Regions from separate parts of the Homo sapiens genome. Here region 2 is linked to region 1. Evidence: chromatin loops called from intact Hi-C (ENCODE). Cell type or tissue: endothelial cell of umbilical vein. All regions are shown on one strand. Each heading gives the region's core, and the rest is flanking DNA. Links, peaks and the distances in the headings are about the cores only.

Evidence for each region. A loop is a pair of places that touch in the nucleus more often than their neighbours do. Peaks named below come from ENCODE experiments on the same cell type or tissue, not always from the same donor. Only the 100,000 strongest peaks of a DNase experiment are listed, where the experiment ranks them.
Region 2: it touches region 1 in a loop (6-fold over the local background); 3 of 110 quality-filtered maps call a loop at or near these places.

Annotation. Positions count from the first base shown.
Region 1 is chr6:8,000,939-8,011,399 of GRCh38, reverse strand. All of the region lies in intron 4 of BLOC1S5-TXNDC5 (BLOC1S5-TXNDC5 readthrough (NMD candidate)), which reads left to right. Among named protein-coding and RNA genes, the nearest start is that of BLOC1S5, 58 kb to the left of the region's middle. In endothelial cell of umbilical vein, for the core only: a CTCF peak has its summit at 4,983 (motif pointing right); DNase peaks (open chromatin) are centred at 4,979 and 6,569; H3K27ac peaks cover 1,643 bases.
Region 2 is chr6:8,215,634-8,226,094 of GRCh38, reverse strand. The region is part of intron 2 of LOC105374910 (a long non-coding RNA gene); the gene reads right to left. Among named protein-coding and RNA genes, the nearest start is that of EEF1E1-BLOC1S5, 120 kb to the right of the region's middle. In endothelial cell of umbilical vein, for the core only: a CTCF peak has its summit at 6,538 (motif pointing right); a DNase peak (open chromatin) is centred at 6,554; H3K27me3 peaks cover 174 bases.

The sequences.
Region 1 (10,461 bases), core at 3,469-7,468:
GTAGATTTACCTAGAAGTTTGCTATTTTATTATCCTTGAAAGTTAGCTAGGTATACGATTATAGGTTGACAGCTGTTTTCTCAAATAATATTCTACTGTCTTCTTGCTTCCATTGCTGCTTCTGAAATGACAGTTGTCAGTCTGATCAGTATTTGTAGCTAATCTGCCTTCTTTCTCAGGTCATATTTAAGATCTTTATCTTTGGTGTTCTACAGTCAAATGTGGCCATGCTACAGTATGTTTAGCTGTATATTTCTTTTCATTGTCCTGTTGGGATTGATTGAGATTCCTGAATCTGAGAATTGGTACTTTTCATAAATTCTGAAAAATTCCCAGCTACTGTCTCTTTGAATATTGTATCTCCCTCATTCTCTCTATTCTCTCCTTTAGGAAATAAAATTAAGACTTCTGTTTTATGATCTCACTGTCCTCTCCATATCTCTTAATCCCTGTTTTATATTTCCCATCTCTCTGTCTCTAGGTGTTGAATTCTGGATAATTTCTTTAAATCTATTTCATTAATACTGTCTTCACTCTATCTCTAACCTATTTTACCCATCTGTTGTTAATTATAGTTATTATTTTTTTTATTTTCAAAAGAGTTGTTTGGTTCTTTCTTAAACTTTCCTGGGTTGTCTGGGATGGTTCCATTATTCCTTCTTTTTCTTTTCTTTAAACATATTAAAAGTACTTATTTTACATTCTGTACGTGGTAATTTCAGTATTTTTTGTGGATCCAGATTTATAGTTTGTTGCTTGTTTTTGCTGAAACAAGTTTATGGTGACGAGTTTCCTAATGTGATCAGTCATTTTTTATTTTAAGTTTGCATTCCTCTGAACTTTCTTTTGGGAGATTTTTTTTTTTAATTTCAAATATAGTCCTACAGAGAAGATTTTTTTTCCCTGCAGCACCAATTTGTTTATTGTGACACTACAAACCACAGACCACTTCAAAATCAGTTTTCATCTTGGATTCCCTGTCTCTCCCTTTTCTACTCCTTAAGCTTTTGCACCCACACACACATGTGTGTATGTATACGCACTCACAAAATGTGGATTTCAGCCCTAAACACCTGTGACTGTTGGCTTCGTTGAGGCATTCCCAGAGGAGACGTTTTTCTTCCTTTATATCTCTTCTTGAATAATGAAGAAGGGTAAATTTAGGTGTTTTCCTAGTTCACTCCTGAGGACAGTGTCCTCTGAGGCTTTACAAGTCCTCCTGCTCATCCAGCTCAGTCCCTGTTATGGACTGAATTTTGTCTCCCCTGAATTCATCAAGTAAAGCTGTAACCACATTGTGACGGTATTTGGAGACAGGGCCTTTAAAGAGGTAATTAAGGTTAAATGAGGTCATAGGGCGGAGAAGAGAGACCCCAGAGCTCTTCCTGCACATAGAGGAAAAGTCCTGAGATCACAGCAGGAAGGCAGCCATCTGCAAGCCAGGAAGAGGCGCCTCATAGGAACCACATTTTTCAGGACCTTGGCCTTAGACTTCTTGCCAGCACATCTTTAAGAAAATTAATTTTTATTTAAGCCACCAAGCTTGTGGTATTTTGTTATGGCAGGTGGAGAAGACTGAGAAAGTCCCTCACTTTGATTCCTGTCCCTCACGCAGGTATGGCTCCTAACAACTGGGGCCTTCCTAGGCTGCAGGGATGGGGATGCCTTTAGGGCAGTTATCCAGAGCTGAATTACCCTATAGAATGTCCCAGTCTCCTGAGCTGCCTTCAGTTGTTTTCACTAATTTGCCATAAATTCAGTCAAGAATAATAAATAAAGTTTAAATTTTTTTCTAGCATTTCTGGTGTTCAGTGGCCAGACAGATTTCTCTGTACAGAAATGGCATGTTATACAAGTACATGGTGATTTTATCATATTCTCCAAAAAAGAACACGCCCATATTCTAGTGTAAACGATACCTTTTTACTTTTTCAATATTACACTAAATCTTTTATATTAGATTATTTCCTGTTATCCATGAACTAATATGATTGTCTCTATTGCTTCTATTGGATTGATCTTTTACTGTTTATGAGCTAATGAAGGCAAATAAGAGTTCAGTAGTGTTCTAAACCTGCGTAACTCTTACCTGAATACCTGATTTTGGAATTTTTAATCTTTAGGACATTATTGTGCTTTGTGAAAATGTCTCAGGCTACTATTATGGGCATGAAAATAGAGGGGGCTTGATCTGTGCTATTAAACCCAAAGTGCCATGAAAATCTGGAGGAGTCACAGATGCCTCCAAGATACATAGTGAATTCTCTTCTTTGCTTTTATAATACATAAACTTTGTATCTGAACATTTCCATGTACTGTTTGAACAGTTTCCTACTGTGCATGGGTTTTCTGGTTGCCATTGCAAATGAAAAGGTAGCGGGTTTTATTGCTTTGGAATTTAGCATAATGTCTGCCTTTCCTGAAATTGTACCCGGGAGGCTTTTTATTTTTATTTATTTATTTATTTATTTTTTGCCATTTGGGGCTGTAAGTCTCTCAGGATGAAAAATACCAGAAAAATATTTTAAACATTAATTCAGTCAAAATATTTGAAGCTCCCATTACAGACGATATATTTTCTAGTAGTTTGTTCTTAGACTTTCAGAAAGGTTTTGTAATTATTTCATAATTTTCAACCCCAATAAAATGTTAATATTTTATTGACTTGGTGCAAATCAAGGTCATAGAATGAATGGAGAATGGAAATCAGTCATAGCGTATCACCTACTGCCTGCTCTTCCTCATTCTGCTCTTTCTTTTTTCTTTTTTTTTTTTTGAGACGGAGTTTCGCTCTTGTTGCCCAGGCTGGAGTGCAATGGCGCAACCTTGGCTCACTGCAACCTGCGCCTCCTGGATTCAAGCGATTCTCCTGCCTCAGCCTCCCAGGTAGCTGGGATTACAAGTGCCTGCCTCCACACCCAGCTAATTTTTGTATTTTTAGGAGAGATGAGGTTTTACCATGTTAAAGTTATTATACATTTTTATTTTCAGAAGAGTCGTTTGGTTCTTTCTTAAACGCCAGGCTGGTCTCAAACACCTGACCTCAGGTGATCCACCCACCTCGGCCTCCCAAAGTGCTGGGATTATAGGCATAAACCACCGTGCCCAGCCCTCTGTTCATTTTTGAATCTTAACTGCTACAAATAATGCTTTCTTGTGACTGGTCTGGCAATGATAGCAAAACAGCATTTCCTCTGGTATTTTCCTATTTATGTTCCATAAGCAAGAGAAAACAAACTTGGATTTTCAGATGTGATACACTTCAAAGAGCAGTAAGTTAGTAAGTACGCTAACATTTGATCCTCACAAAAACTCAAGCTTCAAATTATCTCTGAAGAAATAGTCCAAATTAATTTAAGGTAAGTAAATACAGTACTCATATTTGTATAACATAACTTAGAGCCTACTTTTTAAGTGCCTTATATGTAGTTTAATCTTATTTCATCATTATAACCAAGAAATACCCATTATATTCTTTTAGAGGAAGAGCAAAACAGCACAGAAATACAAGGAATATAGTGTTTTGCCCACCCAATGTTGAGCTAGCAACAACACATCAGATAGACTAAATAATACTTTCATGGTTTTTAAAAAAATCCATAAGTGATACCATGAAAATCCATAGTACAGATGGATCCAAAAATTTTTCTTTATCATTACATCGCTTTCTAAAATGATAGTCTGATGTACTACAAACATTAATAAGTCAATATGTGAAATTCTGCTCTAAAATATTCTGAATCATTAAAGGTATTTACTATTATTTCATCATTCGCTGTGTGGTCAGGCTTTGCCATAGGTTAAAATATAACATGAGATGATAGATATGTTAATTAGCCTGATTGGATCATTCCACAATGTATGCATATATCAACCCATCACATTGTACCTAATAAATATATACAATTATTTATCAATTTAAAAAAGGAGCCAAGCACAGTGGCTCACACCTGTAATCCCAGCACTTTGGGAGGCTGGGGCAGGAGGATCACTTGAGGCCAGGAATTCAAGACCAGCCTGGGCAACATGGTGAGACTTTGTCTCTAAAAAAAAAATAGGAAAAAAGAAAAAGAATATAACATGAATGTAGGTAAGATTAAGATAGAAAGTGCCACCCTGGGAAGAGGCCAGTAAAGTGCCACCCTGGGAAGAGGCCAGTGCATGATTCAAGGACATTTAGAACAGACAACACCAAGCTCAAGTGGTGCAGCATTTACTGATAGCAAGAGAGGAGAGAGTGTGTACACAAGATCCAGCCGTTTGCGTCAGTGCCCTGTGGCCAGCAGGTCCACTCTGCAGACCATGTGGTCAGTACTGTATTTTTTTAAAACTTGAAATGAATGAGGATATGTGCATTCCATCATTCCTTGGAGCAATTGTTTTCCCCTTTTAACTTTAAAAAAGAAAAGTTTGGTTGAGACCTGGCAGGCATTGAAAGTTAGCCTCCATTGCAAGTATTATCACCATTTATGAGTGTGAGGTTTTACCATAATAGAAGTCAGTGTACGAGGTTATCTGTGTTGTGCTTAAAATTTTCTCTACATAGACCTGATTTTTGACTTTTGTGAAATTGTTTATATTGCTAACATTTATCATTCAGAGAAAATATTCTGTAAATGTTGATTTAATGTAATAGTTTCCCTTAAAATAGAATTTATAGAGAATTTGAAAAGAAAACCACAAGTTAATTCACTTTTTAAAAAACTTCATGTCATCTGAATACTTAAGCTGCTTTGTTTGGAAAGTGTCTTTTTAAAGAAAATAGTTAATAAAATTACAGTAAGATAATTGTCACAAAATAAAAATCTTAGGTGGCCAGTTGTGTATTACAGAGATTTGGTTTTAACAATTATACAAGTTATTTAAGTGGGAAACATTAATATTAAATTTTATTAAGAAAAATTTTGACACCAAAAAATCTGTCCTTCACTTAGAATATAAAATGTATAGCTGAACACCAGCAGGTGTCACTGTGATAACATGTTTTCCCCCCCTGAACAGTTTTATGTGGATGGGTGCATACCATCTATGGACAAAGATATTTAGGAGATAATAAATGTAAGTTATATAGCTGAATAAAAATACCAAAATGTAGGAAAAGCCTATGAGTTCCATGATGGTTAGGAATGCTGTATTTTTTTTTTTTTAGGATTGCTGTATTTTTAGGAGAATTGTATTTTTTTCTCGCTTTCTTCATGTCATAAACATACAGTCTTCCATTATGTAAGTGATGTGCTGTTTTATTAGCAATAAAAGTAGAGTAAAAATCCCTTTATATTTGGGCTATGTTGAAGTATAGAATGGTACAAAAATCATTAAGTTACACCTTGTATAACCAAAGCCAAATTAAGAAACAGAACATTCCTAATAATGTTTTTATATGGGTTTTGAAAAACTTGGCCAGGCGCTGTGGCTCACGCGTGTAGTCCCAGCGGTTTGGGAGGCCGAGGCAGGTGGATCACTTGAGGTCAGGAGTTCCAACCTGGCCAATGTGGCGAAACCCTGTCTCTACTAAAAATACCAAAAAAGAGTTAGTTGGGCATGGTGGCGCGCACCTGTAGTCCCAACTACTCAAGAGGCTGAGGCAGGAGAATCGCTTGAACCCAGGAGGTGGGAGGTTGCAGTGAACCGAGATCGTGCCATTACACTCCAGGCTGGGTGACAGAGCGAGACTCCACCTCCAAAAAAAAAAAAAAAAAAGGAAGAAAAGAAAAGAAAAAAACTCTTGGTTCATTCCTCCAAATTAAGGCAGTTATAATTTTTAAGTTAATGTTTAAAGGCACAAAAATATAGCAATTGGTCGAAAATAGAAATTTAAGAGCTAGTTGTCAGTATTTTTTTCCCCACCTAGCATGGAAGCCAGAGTAGGATTTAATAAACATATGAGCATTGTTCTGTGTCAGGATTATATTCCAAAAGGCAGATAGTCAGAAATAGCACTCTATCTTAAAGGAATTTATAATTGAGTTGTGCACATGTAACAATAAAGTAGAAAACCAAGACCGTAACGTTACATAATACCACATCAAAGACTATGATATGCTAAGCAGGCAGCGTATGACTAAAATAAGTGAGTCCCAAGTAGGAACTGTCTTTGTGAGTTGTGGTCAGGGAATCATTTGTAGTAAAGATAAAACTTGAATGCAATAGGATTTGCGTTATGAAAAGGATGGCAGAATCTTTCCAGCTCAGTCTAGTTCAGTAAGCACCTGTGTTCCAGGAACTAGGGCTAAGAAGCTGACTAAAGCTTGGTTTCTGCCCTTGTTTATCAAAAACACAGGTGGACATACTTTTGGGAAATTTAGACAATAATCCATAGACTTCTTTGATGTTGAAGCAGTAGTGGATCAGTCTGGAAATTGGAAAGTGCACTGGAAATTGGAAATGAGAGAAGACTTGCATTTTGGTCATGCTTCCATCACTAAATTTGTACAGAGACTTTAAACACATCACATAGATGGTTTTCACATCATTTCCAACTTTAATAATTTGTGCTTATCCTGTAGGTAATGGGACTCTTACTGTAAGTGGCACGATGAAAGTGTTACAGGAAGGTTACTCTGTGGACTCAGATGTATGACTGATAGGTTGAGGAAATTATTAGCCTGCATTAGGATTTTTTTTTTAGAAAGTAGCTGAAAATAGCAATTTCTAGTCTAGACAGGGCAGGGATAGAGATGAAGATCTTGGCTTGGAAGTTAAGATTATGGGAATTTTTAACATCCATATATAGATATGTCTATGGACTGTTTGTGTTACTTATGACAATTACTGGCATGGCTTCAGATTTAGATAATCTCTATTTCTCTTTTATGTAAAATTGTAATTCTTAGCCCAAAGTGACTGAATTTTTGCTTTTGAGAACACCATTACTATAAGTAGGAAATCAAGAAAGTTATTAAATGGCCTTTGTCTTTTAGGTAAGTATTTTGCTTTTTATAATCAGTGCGAAAATACATCAGGTTTTATTAAGCAGCTACCTCTATTTAAGGATTTCCCATTTCCTTTCCCAGAAGACTGAATTATTCAAGGAAAAGAATGTTTTATGCTGTTTTATATCCCATGCATAGGACATGTGCTGACCACATATTAAAAAGGGGAGTTCGTGGGGGCTATGAGGATGCAAAGGCATAAGAATGATATCATGGATTTTGGGGGCTCGGGAGGAAGGATGTAAAGGGGTGAGAGATAGAAGACTACACATTGGGTGCAGTGTACACTGCTCAGGTGATGGGTGCACCAAAATCTCAGAAACCACCACTAAAGAACTTCTCCAGTTCCCCAACAACTATTGAAATAAAGAGAAAAGAAAAGGGAAGTTCTTGCTGTATTACAAGGCTGACCATGAGTTAGTTTGGTTAAGGAAGATTTGAGTTATCCTTGCTATTTACATTGCATTTGTGTTTTACAATAATTGAATATGAAGAAATAAAGACTAGATGAATGTGTTTCATTGTTTTTAATCAAAACTGTCAGGCTTGTCAATAGTCTGTCATCACCTGGTTTATAATAATTGCTATTTCTCTCTGGAAAGGCTTAAGCTTTTAAAGTAAGCTATATACTGCAAAGTAGAAACTTGAAATTTTACCTTTTTGGAAAAAAGTTACCCCCGTTAACAGTATTTTCCCCCAAAACCTCATTTAGATCATTTGTTTGGGACTTGGAATGCATCTCCCAATAGAAACAATGATGTACATGGTGATTAGGCTTTTAGCTGGCCCACAAACACGGTATCATGCCTCAAAATACCATAGTACCAGTAGTGATACGTAATGCTCTAAGCTAATAATGAGCCACTATATTTGATGATTTTTTTTTTTAAAGAACGGTATTCAGAGCCTTGACTTGTGGGACCTGGGATGTACCCCATTTGGCTGCAGCTCTGAAAGTCATATTGCCAGGTGGGAAAGCAAAGCAGAATCTCTTAGCTCCCGGTCCCTGAAGGAGGTATCTGCTGTTTAGGACCATTCCCTCTGCGGCTGCAGCCCCAACCTCCCACTGGCCTGCTTCCCTTTCTGTTTACTTGCTGCCTTGCCTCAAAACAGTTTGTTCTTCAACTCACTTTCAGAAAAAGCCTCACAGTTTCCCTTTTATCTGGTGTTGAAGAGATTCTGAGGTTTTTACTAAGGTTTTTGACAATAAGGAGAAGCAGATGAGAAGCACCCCTTTCCATCACCACTAGACACACACACAGCTTTAAGAGTGCTTAGGTGACACTGATGGTTCCCTAAACGCATCACTGGATAAAAGCATCTCCTTGTGCAGATTAAACGAGCTCCTGTAACATTTTGTTCTTGGTTTCCTTAGCGCGGGACGTTCTGTGGGGTAAATCGGCTCTGAGGTTGCTGCCTACGGGATTACACTAGGGCTGAACAAATGACTAGTGAAAGTGCAGAGCAGTCCCCAAGGGTTTATTTTCATCCCTTCCTTCTTGCCCCGACTGGCCCCTGGCTATCACAGACCTAGGTATCTTATGAAGTGAATTCGGCTCCCACTTGGAGATCCCAGGTCCCAGTGGTATCTGCAATCATGAGAGCATAACAAAATCCCTCTTCTCTTCTGTATCTGGGGTGTGTGTGTGTATGTGTGTGTGTCTTATATGGATGTTGGGTTTACTGTGTTAAAATCTTATGTAGGCCACAGAATAAGACTAATTAAGGCCACAGAATAAGACTATACTTAAGTCCTGAAATGAATAGACCTTACTAATGTTAATCACCTGAGAAAGTGGTGCGTTCTTAAAGAGGACTAGGTGGGTGTGAGAACCTACCTCTCTCACCCTCTCTCTCCCCCTACCCCTTTTCTTTCTTCTCTCTCTCCCTCCACAGTGGGCAGGGGTTACAGATAACCTCTGCCTCACAGAAGTGGACTACAGGTCACGCAGTCATCTTTGTAGGAGCACCTGAACCAGAGATGAGTGAGTTATGTTTTGTAAACCAGATTCTCTATATTGTATTGTGTGGCCATTTCCATGTTGTAACCCCCAAATTCTCCATGAAACTTCGTTTAAATGTTCCAACATGATCTCAGCTATGTAGAGGAAGTTAAGCAAGGCACTGTCCCTCAACACCAAAAGTATTGGATAGTGGTGGTGGCAGGGAGAAATCTCAAAGAAGGTAGATGTTGTCCCGTGAGGTCTAGTTACTACTCTCCATGTGGACGTTTCCCCCTCCATTGCCCACCTAGGAGCATCTAGACTAAATTTTCATGAAGAAAAAAGCAAGTTCCCTCTGCAAGTTCCTAACACTTACAGTGTTAGGGATAGCAAAATTGCAGGCTATAGCAACTGAAAAGTAACCTGGAACACTCATTGCTGAGGCTGACTGACTGGCTGAACCAAGTGTAGACAACGATGTGTAACCTATCCTGCTTCTTGCAAAACAAAACATGGATTAAATGTGTGCAGAACAGAAATGCATGTTTTGAACATTAATTATCAAACTAATTTTATTTTTTTCAGAAGATGAAGAAAATTTAGATTATGCAAAATCATTAATTCAGCATATTATAAATGCGTTATAAACTGCCACCTAACCCCAAGAAGCCTTCCCTATGCTCCCCATTTTCCCTTTAGCTACTGCTCCATTTATCTGCTCACGTTTATAGCAAAATGCCTGGAAGGAGCTGCCAGTATTTGCTGCTGTGTCCACTTACCGCATTCTGTATTCTCCCTTGAACCCTTTCCAGCTTGGCTTTCAGTACCACTCCTCCCCTGAAACCACCAGCCACCTCCATTGGGCCAAATCCAATGGTCCTGAGTTTTCACCTTATTTTTCAACGGCAGTAGGTACAATCGATTACTCTCTCCTTCTAGAAACACTTTCTTCACTTGGCTTTTTGATGACCAGCTATTCCTGGTTTGCTTTCTGCCTCTCTGGGTGTTCCTCCTCTTTCCAACCTCTAATTATTGATATGCCTCAAGGCCAGACCTCCAGCTATCTCTTCCCTGCAGATACTTCCCTGCAGCCAGTCTTAGGATGATTAACTATCAACTCCCCAATTTGTATCTCCAGCCCTGTTTTTTTCCTCACATATTTGACCACCTGATTAACATCTGCACTGAGATGCCTAATAGGCATCTCAAACCTCAATATCTGTGCCTCAGTTTCCCCACCTGTAAAATACGGGTGGTAAAAAGACCAATACTTAACCTCGTAAGTTTGTTTTGAGGATTAAATGAGTTAATATATGTAAAATAGAACCTCACATGTGCTATATTTAATGTTTCCTTTATAACAATGATTATCATTATCATCAATTCTAGATGTCCATTTGGGAATTTGCTCTGTGTAATCCATCCATTAAAAGGTCAACAGGTCATGATCATAAGAAATTTAAGCTTCTTAGAATGAAGTCCATAACAGTTCCCCTTGGACCACTTAGTTGGATTAGACTTTTTTCTGTGGTCTTAAAATACATATTAAACCAAAGAAATACTAGTTTAGTAAATCCTTAGATGGC
Region 2 (10,461 bases), core at 4,368-8,367, 210 kb before region 1:
ACCATAGGAGATGACAGCCCCATGTGTGCCGTTATGCCTGAAGACCGGCCAGTGGGACAAGATGTGGACATGGAGGCCAATGATATTGATGATCCTGACCCTGTGTAGGCCTAGGCTAATGTGACTGTTTGGGTCTTAGTTTTTAACAACATTTTAAAAAGGAAAAAAATTAAAATTTTAAAAATAGAAAAAAGCTTATAGAATACGAATATAAAGAAAGAAGGTTGGGCACGGTGGCTCACACCTGTAATCCCAGCACTTTGGGAGGCTGAGGCCGGTGGATCACCTGAGGTCAGGAGTTCAAGACCAGCCTGACCAACATGGTGAAACCCCATCTGTATTAAAAACACAAAAAATTAGCCAGGCATGGTGGTGGGTGCCTGTAATCCCAGATACTCGGGAAGCTGAGGCAGGAGAATTGCTTGAACCCAGGAGGTAGAGGTTGCAGTGAGCCAAGATCATGCCATTGCACTACAGCCTCGACAATAAGAGCAAAACTCCATCTCAAAAAAAAGAAGAAACAAAAAGATTCCTGTATAGCTGTATAATGAGTTTGTGTTTTAAGCTAAGTTTTATTACATAAGAGTCAAAATTTTTTTAAATTAAAGTTTATGAAGTTAAAAAGCTACCATAGGCTGTTTATTATCGGAGAAAGAAAAAACAATTTTAATAAATGTAGTATAGCCTAAGTGTACAGTGTTTACAAAGTTGACAGTAGGGTACAGTAACTTCCTGAGCCATCACTTTCACTGCCAAATCACTCACTGACTCACCCAGAGCAGCCTCCAGTCCTGTGAGCACCATTCATTCAACAATGGTACACCTGTACACCACTGTACACCACTACAGGCCAGGTACGGTGGCTCACGCCTGTAATCCCAGCAATGGGAGGCTGAGGTGGGTGGATCACAAGGTCAGGAGATCGAGACCATCTTGGCTAACATGGTGAAACACCGTCTCTACTAAAAATTTTTTAAAAAAATTAGCCGGGTGTGGTGACATGCGCCTGTAGTCCCAGCTACTCGGGAGTCTGAGACAGGAGAATCACTAAAACCTGAAAGGCAGAGGTTGCAGTGAGCCGAGATTGTGCCACTGCATTCCAGCCTGGGCAACAGAGCAAGACTCCATCACAAACACACACACACACACACACACACACACACACACACACTTACCATTGTGTCACAATTGCCTACAGTATTCAGTACAGTACCAGCCTGTGCAGTTTTGTGACCTGGGAGCAAAGGTTTCTACCACACAGCCTAGGTGTGCGGCAGGCTCCACCATCTGGGTCTGTGCAACTGCACTCCACGGTGTTCATTCGCACAAGGATGAAATTGCCCAGTGATTCATCATTTCTCAAAATGTATCTCATCATTAATCAACACATACTGTACTTCAAAGCTATGTAAATTGTTGCTATACTATATTGATTTTTTAATTTTTTTATTATGTTTTTGTCATATATTGTCAATCCGAGGTTGATTGAATCCAAAAATTTGGAACCCGAGTGTATTAGTCAGGGTTCCCTAGAAGGACAGAACTAATAAGATATAGATAGATACATATAGACACAGACATAGATATGGGAGTTAATTAAATATTAACTTACAGGATCACAAGGTCCCACAATAGGCTGTCTGCAAGCTGAGGATCAAGGAGAGCCAGTTCAAGTCTCAAAATTGGAGAATTTGGAATCCAATGTTTGAGGGCAGGAAGCATCCAGCATGGGAAGAGCCAGGCCAAGTCTCAAAACTGGAGAATTTGGAATCCAATGTTTGAAGGCAGGAAGCATCCAGCATGGGAGAAAGATGTAGACTTGGAGGCTAGGGAAGCATCCAGCATGGGAGAAAGATGTAGGCTTGGAGGCTAGGCCAGTCTCACCTTTTCACGTTTTTCTGCCTGCTTTATATTCACTGGCAGCTGATTAGAGTGTGCTCATCCAGATTAAGGGTGGGTCTGCCTTCCCCGGCCAACTGACTCAAATGTTAATCTCCTTTGGCAACACACTCACAGACACACCCAGGATCAATACTTTGCATCCTTCAGTCCAATCAAGTTGACACTCAGTATTACCACCACACCGAGGATACACATGGCCAACTATATAGTTAGAAATAAACATCACTGAGACAGAAGTCTAAAAGCATTTCCACTTTTCTGTTTTTGCTGACTCTAGTAGGCACCAAGAAGAATCCACTGAGTCCAGGTAATTGACTCATTTCCTCATTGCCATAACTATGACAAAGGCACTCCAGATAGGATTATCAGACTTAGCAAATAAAAACACAGACTATCCAGCTAAATTTGAATTTCAAATAAACAATGAATAACTTTTTAGTACTAGTATGTTCCATGCAATACTCGGGACATACTGACACTAAAAGGAATGTTTGATTTTTATCTGAAATTCAAGTTCAACTGAGCATCCTGTACATGATCTGACAATCCTAACTCAAGCCCTTATGAAGATGATAACAAGAAATATTGAGAACTGCTGAACTATGACATTATATCAGTTTTCTAGGGCTCCCATACAAAGTACCACAAATAGGGATGGTTAAAGGACAGAAATGTATCATCTTACAGTTCTGGAGGCTGGAAGTCTGAGGAAGTCCTATTCCTTCTGAGAGAGCATTTGTTCCATGCCTCTGCCAAGCTTCTGGTGACTGCTAGCAATCATTGGCACTCCTTGGCTTGTGGACCCATCACCCCAATCTCTACCTTCTTATTCATGGGCATTTTCTCTGTGGGCAGGTTTCTGTGTCCAAATTTCTCCTTTTTATAAGGACACCAGTCGTACTGGGTTAGGGCTCACCCAATGACCTCATTTTAACTAATTACATATTTAACGATCCTATCTGCACACAAAATTCCATTTTGAATTACTGGGAGTTAAGACTTCAATGTACGAATTGTGGGGGAAGACAGGATTCAACCCACAACAAATTACTTTATTATTATTATTATTATTATTATTATTATTATTATTATTATTATTGAGATGGAGTTTCCCTCTGTCACCCAGGCTGGAGTGCAATGGCAGGATCTCGGCTCACTGCAACCTCCACCTCCCAGGTTCAAGCAATTCTCCTCCCTCAGCCTCCCAAGTAGCTGGGATTACAGGTGCCCACCACCATACCTGGCTAATTTTTGTATTTTTAGTAGAGACGAGATTTCACCACGTTGGTCAGGCTGGTCTCAAACTCCTGACCTCAAGTGATCTAGCCGCCTCAGCCTCTCAAAGTGCTGGGATTACAGTCGTGACCACCGGGCCTGGCCAATACATCACTTTTAATGGCAAAAACTGCAATTACTTTTGCACCAACGTAAATGGCAATGGGAACTAGATATGGCTTATAACATACTCTTGAGTACAGTAGTCCAGTCCTGGGATTCTGACAACCATCACTGTTTCCCCCTCGCTCAGGCTCACGTAATAACTCTGAATCTGTTTCGATGAAAAATATTTCAAAACGAAGCTGGTTTGACGTCTTTGGTCTTTTGCTGTTTTCCAGAATCGTTCTTGGACACTGCTCTCACTGAGCTTACCGTCAGGACTTGATTTCCATGGAGAAGTTTGATTCCCTCCAATACGCTGGCTGCCAGCCCTCCTCACTAAGAAAGGTGACTCTGGGACGGCAGCCTCCTTCCTTCTGAGCCCTCGTCCTATACCTGTGTCCATTTGAGTGGTCTTGTTCTCTCTGACCCCATCAGCTCGGTTAGGCGCATTGGCAATGTGAGGAGCATGCGAAAGCCCCTCTGTTAAAAAGACTCACTTCCTACTTAAAGTTTGAACTGAAAGTGGACCACAGAATCGGTTAGTTGTAATTACTCTTTAATTAGTTTATGCCCCAAATTATGAGGGCTCCATATAAAGCCAGATAGATCTAATGATTGCTCAATTATCTTACAGATAGTTGCAGAATTCGCTTAATATATAAGAAATCCAGCAAGAAATAAACCTCTTTGACATCAAAGTCTAAAAGCATTTCTACTCACAGAAGAGACTCTAAGTTAAATGCTCTTTCCTCTCCACCATGCAGCCTCCTGCTATTTTCTAAATAGTCTAAAAGATGCAGGACTGGCCAGGCACTGTGGCTTGCACCTGTAATACAAGCATTTTGGGAGGCTGAGGCAAGAGGATCACTTTAGGCCAGGAGTTCAAGACCAGCCTGAACAATATAGCAAGATTCCACCTTTACAATATTTTAATAAGCTGGGAGTGGTAGCACATGCCTGTAGCCCCAGCTACTCGGGAGACTGAGGCAGGAGGATCCTTGACCCCAAGAGTTTGAGGCTGCAGTGAGCTATGATTTGATTATAACCCAATGAAGCTGGTTTCTCTCATCAATAAGACTTTGGACAGTGATTTGCATATGCCTGATGGAGCTATAACATTTGCTTCAAAGTTTGCACCAAGAACTGTAGATGCCGCTCACTAGAATATTCAGACATCTGGCTTTGTATAAAAATGACTGGGGCTGGGCACAGTGGCTCAAGCCTGTAATCCCAGCACTTTGGGAGGTAGAGGTGGGAAGATCGCTTGAGTCCAGGAATTCGAGACCAGCCTAGGTGACATAGTGACATCCCATCTCTACAAAAAAATTAAAAGGCATGGTGGTGTGCACCTATAGTCACAGCTACCTGGGAGGCTGAGGCAGGAGGATCACTTGAGCCCAGGAGGTTGAGGCTGCAGTGAGCCATGATCATGCCACTGTACTCCAGCCTGGGTGACAGAGCGAGAACTTGTCTCAAAATAATAATAACAATAATGCCATCCCAACTACAGAATTGATGGGATTCTGTAGTTCAGAGGCTGTCTATTAAGATACCAGAAATTACTTCATCTATGTGAATGCTCAGTTCACTTTTCAAATAAACACTGATTTCTACAATTTGATGTTTAATCAGATGCTCAGCCTAATCAGTATGCACTTTACCTATTTGAAAGAGTACATTCAACAGTGACCACAAAATGTTACTCTCCACAGTTAACCCTGCCTTTCTCAAGTCTAGATAAGCTTTTGCATTCTAGACTATGGTATGTCTGTTACATGTGTATGGCAGATCCATCTTACAACTCTAGCCCAAAAATCTATTTTTGTACTATCCTTGAGCTTAGGATAGGGTTTCAAGATTCTCATTCTACCTCAGATTGTGCCTTATTTATCTAAAATCCTTGCTGAAGTTTCACTGGGTGAGGGGTATTGTAATTAATATCACTGAAGAAAAAAAACCAGAAATGGTAATTTACTATCACCAATCCAGATGTTAACTTTTGATCTTTTGTCCTAGTGCAAAGATTGCCTTTAAAATCAGAGCCAGAAGAATTTTAGACAGTGCTGCTAAATCAGCCCAATCAATGAGGTAGTGTTCTGAAGTTCACCTTGCAGAATTAAACTTGAAATCATACTTTTTTCTACTCCTGTCAAATCCTAATTTTCTTCTGTCTGAAACAGATATATTTTGAAGAAATTTTTTTTTTTTTTTTTTTTTTTTTTGCTCTAGCTTTGCATAGGCCTTTGGCTGAAAGCAGTCATGCTGTTATTTAACCTGGCCTGCTGGGATTCTTGAGGTTATGAAGGCTTTTAAAAAGGTTATAATCTTAGAAGTTATAGTATAAATTTGCATTCCATTCAAGTAGAAAATGAAAAAACAGACACTGTTAGAAAAAGAGTAAAATGCATTCATCTGATTTTTAAAAAATATAAATTGTGGATAAAGATTTTCTTTTGTGTAGGCATATAAAACAAAGTATGCATTTCTGGTTTGAAACTTTGGTGTTCTTTATTCAAGATCACTTCATCTTCACTCAAAGAGGCGATATCTTGTTAATGTATCTCCATTTCTAGCACACTGACATCAGTAACATGTCATATCAAGGGCATAATGTCATATTATATTGTAATAAGTCCTTCCTTCTCAATCTTTTGTCTCTGTGTGTAAGACAGGGCCTCTCTCTGTCGCCCAGGCTGGAGTGCAGTGGTGCGATCAAGGCTCACTGCAACCTCAACCTCCTGGGCTCAAGCAATCCTCCCACCTCAGCCTCCAGAGTAGCTGGGACCACAGCCATGCACCATCATGCTCAGCTAATTTTTGTATTTTTTGCAGACATGGGGTGTCACTATATTGCCCAGGCTGGTCTCAAACTCCAGGGCTCAAATGGTCTGCCCTCCTTAGCCTCCCAAAGTGCTGGGATTACAGGTGTGCACCACCATGCCCACCCTGGGATGGCATTATTTTTATTTCTAGTCCTTAGTTGTATCTGAATGTAATTAAATATCATAGGTATAACACAAATGGCAAATGTCTGTGGATAGACAAGCTGTGAGAAGCATATTAGAGGTGATTGTTTTAATTTTAACGTATTTCCAATCTCCAAACAGAATAATGGTACCTGATGAGTATTCTTTAGAATAAGAAAAATAAATATCTCCAAGGAGGAAAGAATTGGTAGCTGAGGAAATAATGGTTATGTTTTAAATTCGGTTAATACAGGGTTGGGGAAACTCTACTATGTCAATCCATGTTGAACCACCAGGTGGCACACTACTGCCTTCTTTCCACCATTCAACCACAGAAAAAGAAAATGCCGTTGGGAGATGTTGGGTTTAGTTTATTGGTTGCTTTTTACACAGAAAATTCACCAAAACCAACTTAGCCACATGAAGATATGAAGCTACAAGTGGTTCTTTCTCAGCTTTAATATTTTTATTACTATCAGTAGAATTTATATTGCTTTGCTTTTTCTTTAAGCTTTGAGCCATCAAGACGTAAACACACCAACAGAAATGCTAATAAAAACAAGCTCATTGATTACTCTTTACATGAAAGCAGAAACAACTGGGGAAATAATTTTACTTTTCAGAATACTTAAGGATTACCGGCATTTAATACTCTACACGAGCATTTCATATTTGCAAAGTGTATTGTTATATATTTATAAGTAATTACTCACAATAATGAATGTGGTGGCATTTTTTAAAACCCATATGCAATCTAGGTCAAATTCTGAACATTGCACAGATTTCTCTAGCTTTTTGCAACATTTATTCAATGACTTCATTGGCAAACTAACCAGAATCAACCCAATTTTTAAAATACTTTTAACGGAATTCTATGTTTATACTGATTTAGATTCAGCAATTGTCATAATGCCTTACAAATAGTCTTTCCGCCTAAAAGTAAATACGTCTTTAACTCCAGTTTACTGAAAAAAGTACCCTTTTTGCTTACTGAAGTATATCAAACACATTTTGGATTTACCTCAGTTGACTAAGTCCTGGCAATCGGTAAATTAACTAGCACTTTAAACAGAACTTTTAATGTCCATTGATGAAATGGGCTGCACAAATGAGAAATTAGCTTCTTTCAGTTCTAAAATCACAAGGCAGAATGAGGTGAATTCTAGTCCCAGTTTTGCCACCAGCTAGCTGTGTTGCCTCAGGCACATTATTTAAACTCTTTATACCTTCTTTCTCTCAAGTGAAAAATTAAATAAAGTGGAATCTTTCTAAGGTTCTATTTTACTTTTAAAACTGTATGATTTTATTTTTATATTTGAATCTTATATTGTGAAGCATAGTAAAGTATTTCAAAGTAATTCATCAAAGTAGGAAAAGCTAGGAAAAATTCCTAAAGCAATGACCCCCTCGAGTGATGGCAGCAGTGTGCAGACAGCTTGGAGTCTTCTGCATCTCCTCTGATGAGTAAAACCAAGAGCTCTCACCACACAAAGGAAGAGCTCTACACACACCTTTTGCTTTACAATTTCTTCACTTACTCTGGCTAATTGATATCTAGCCACCTCAGAATGAATTCATTAAGCTCTTTCTCTAGCTGTCTTGCACAGAATTTTCAGTAGTATAGATCTGTTTAACAGATTCCAACTGCTGGAACCCACAATGCAAGCTTCCAGAATGATTGATAGCCATAACTTGAGAAATGTATGTTGTGTTCGGTGAAACTCCGTCTCTACTAAAAATACAAAAAATTAGTCGGATGTGGTGGCGGGCGCCTATAGTCCCAGCTACTCGGGAGGCTGAGGCAGGAGAATGGCATGAACCTGGGAGGCGGAGCTTGCAGTGAGCGGAGATCCTGCCACTGCACTCCAGCCCAGGCAACAACGAGACTCTGTCTCAAAAAAAAAGAGAAATGTATGTTGTGTTCATGTAAGATGGTCCTATAGGCACTACATCCCTTTTCTCATAATGCGAATGAAAACGAGTTATTTTCTTATGTTCGAGTTGCATTATATCTCATATATTGAGTTTACAAAAGCAAAAATTCCTGAATCCCTCAAAATTGAGAATGACTATACTTACACTAGCCAGATACAAAATCTCTACTAAGTAAACAGACCCACATGTTTTATTTGCAGACTTATGTTTTTATATCTTCTGTTGGGGAATATGTTTCTTCTTTAAACAAACAAGGGCTTCTTTCCCCATTGATTGTGTACTTCTGATGATGTTTTAAAAAAGACTTTCACAAGGGAGGGATGGGTCCTTAATCAAGACTTTAAAATGAGGGCAATAAATATATTTTATTGGTTATAATACCTTTTTCTTTATTAGAAGGATAACAGACTGCTGGTTAACTGGTCATGAAATATTAATTAAAAAGAAAAAATATATGATAGAAGTATCTCAGTGAGTGCTAACTCATGCTTTTTTTTTTATTATTATACTTTAAGTTTTAGGGTACATGTGCACATTGTGCAGGTTAGTTACATATGTATACATGTGCCATGCTGGTGCGCTGCACCCACTAACTCGTCATCTAGCATTAGGTATATCTCCCAATGCTATCCCTCCCCCCTCCCCCCACCCCACCACAGTCCCCAGAGTGTGATATTCCCCTTCCTGTGTCCATGTGATCTCATTGTTCAATTCCCACCTATGAGTGAGAATATGCGGTGTTTGGTTTTTTGTTCTTGCGATAGTTTACTGAGAATGATGATTTCCAATTTCATCCATGTCCCTACAAAGGACATGAACTCATCATTTTTTATGGCTGCATAGTATTCCATGGTGTATATGTGCCACATTTTCTTAATCCAGTCTATCGTTGTTGGACATTTGGGTTGGTTCCAAGTCTTTGCTATTGTGAATAATGCCGCAATAAACATACGTGTGCATGTGTCTTTATAGCAGCATGATTTATAGTCATTTGGGTATATACCCAGTAATGGGATGGCTGGGTCAAATGGTATTTCTAGTTCTAGATCCCTGAGGAATCGCCACACTGACTTCCACAATGGTTGAACTAGTTTACAGTCCCACCAACAGTGTAAAAGTGTTCCTATTTCTCCACATCCTCTCCAGCACCTGTTGTTTCCTGACTTTTTAATGATTGCCATTCTAACTGGTGTGAGATGATATCTCATAGTGGTTTTGATTTGCATTTCTCTGATGGCCAGTTTACTGGGATTTTTTTTCTGCATAAAGTTAAAGGTATGTGGACCCAGTCATGTCACCCACAGGGAAACACCAGCTGGTCTCGTAGCTCGCATACTAGAGGCTCATCTGGTGACAGCAAGCCATGGAGTCTTCTCTGCACCAACATTTGGGGCTCACATTGCATTTGGACATAAGCAGTCAGAAAGCATGCCCAGGACAAAGTGTTCCTGACAGATCTGCCTCTGCCTCCAGGACCAGATAGACCTACCCAAAGCAGTGTGCGTGAACACAGCAACTCTGCATGGAACATTCTGTTTTCACCAAGCAACGCAAGACAACAAGAACTCTTTCTGCCCCAGGCACCCATCTTGGCTAACTAGAGCCTTCCATAACTTCCAATGAAATACCCACATTTCTCCCAGATTCTGTTTTTACCCATGCACTTCAACTGCTCCCCTCAACTGGCTAGAAGACGATTTACATCTTAAATTTAAGAGAAAAGGCAGATGTTTTAGGATGGCAGGGGAAAATAATCCTCAAATACTGCCTGTAATATTAAAAATGGAGTTAAGCGAAGTTTCCATGGGCAACTCTGATATACTGATCTCATTTCGCTGGAAGGGACCCTGACAGATAGAGACAGGAAAGTAACCTCACACTCAACTGTGGGGAACAGCAGAGGTGTATGTTCTGTGGCCACCCTCCGAGGAGAAAGGACTGACTTCAGTCCTCTGCAGCAATCGGCATGGCAACCAGAAATCCCCAACGACCCACTTGCAAACTTTAACATGTAGTGAATCACCTAAGGCAGCTTCTGATTCCACAGGTCTGGAGCGGAGTGGATGATTCTCAGCCCACACTGGGAACAAGGAGGCCCTCTCCTTCTCTCCCTGAAGCTCTGACTCAGGCTGGCCTTTGTCCAGTAAAGTGAAAGAGAAGCAGAAACTTCACTGAAGCCTACAGGATTTTTTTTTTAATGCAAACATTAAGGGCACAGTGGCTCACGCTTTTAATCCCAGCATTTTGGGAAACCAAGACGGGAGGATTACCTGAGGCC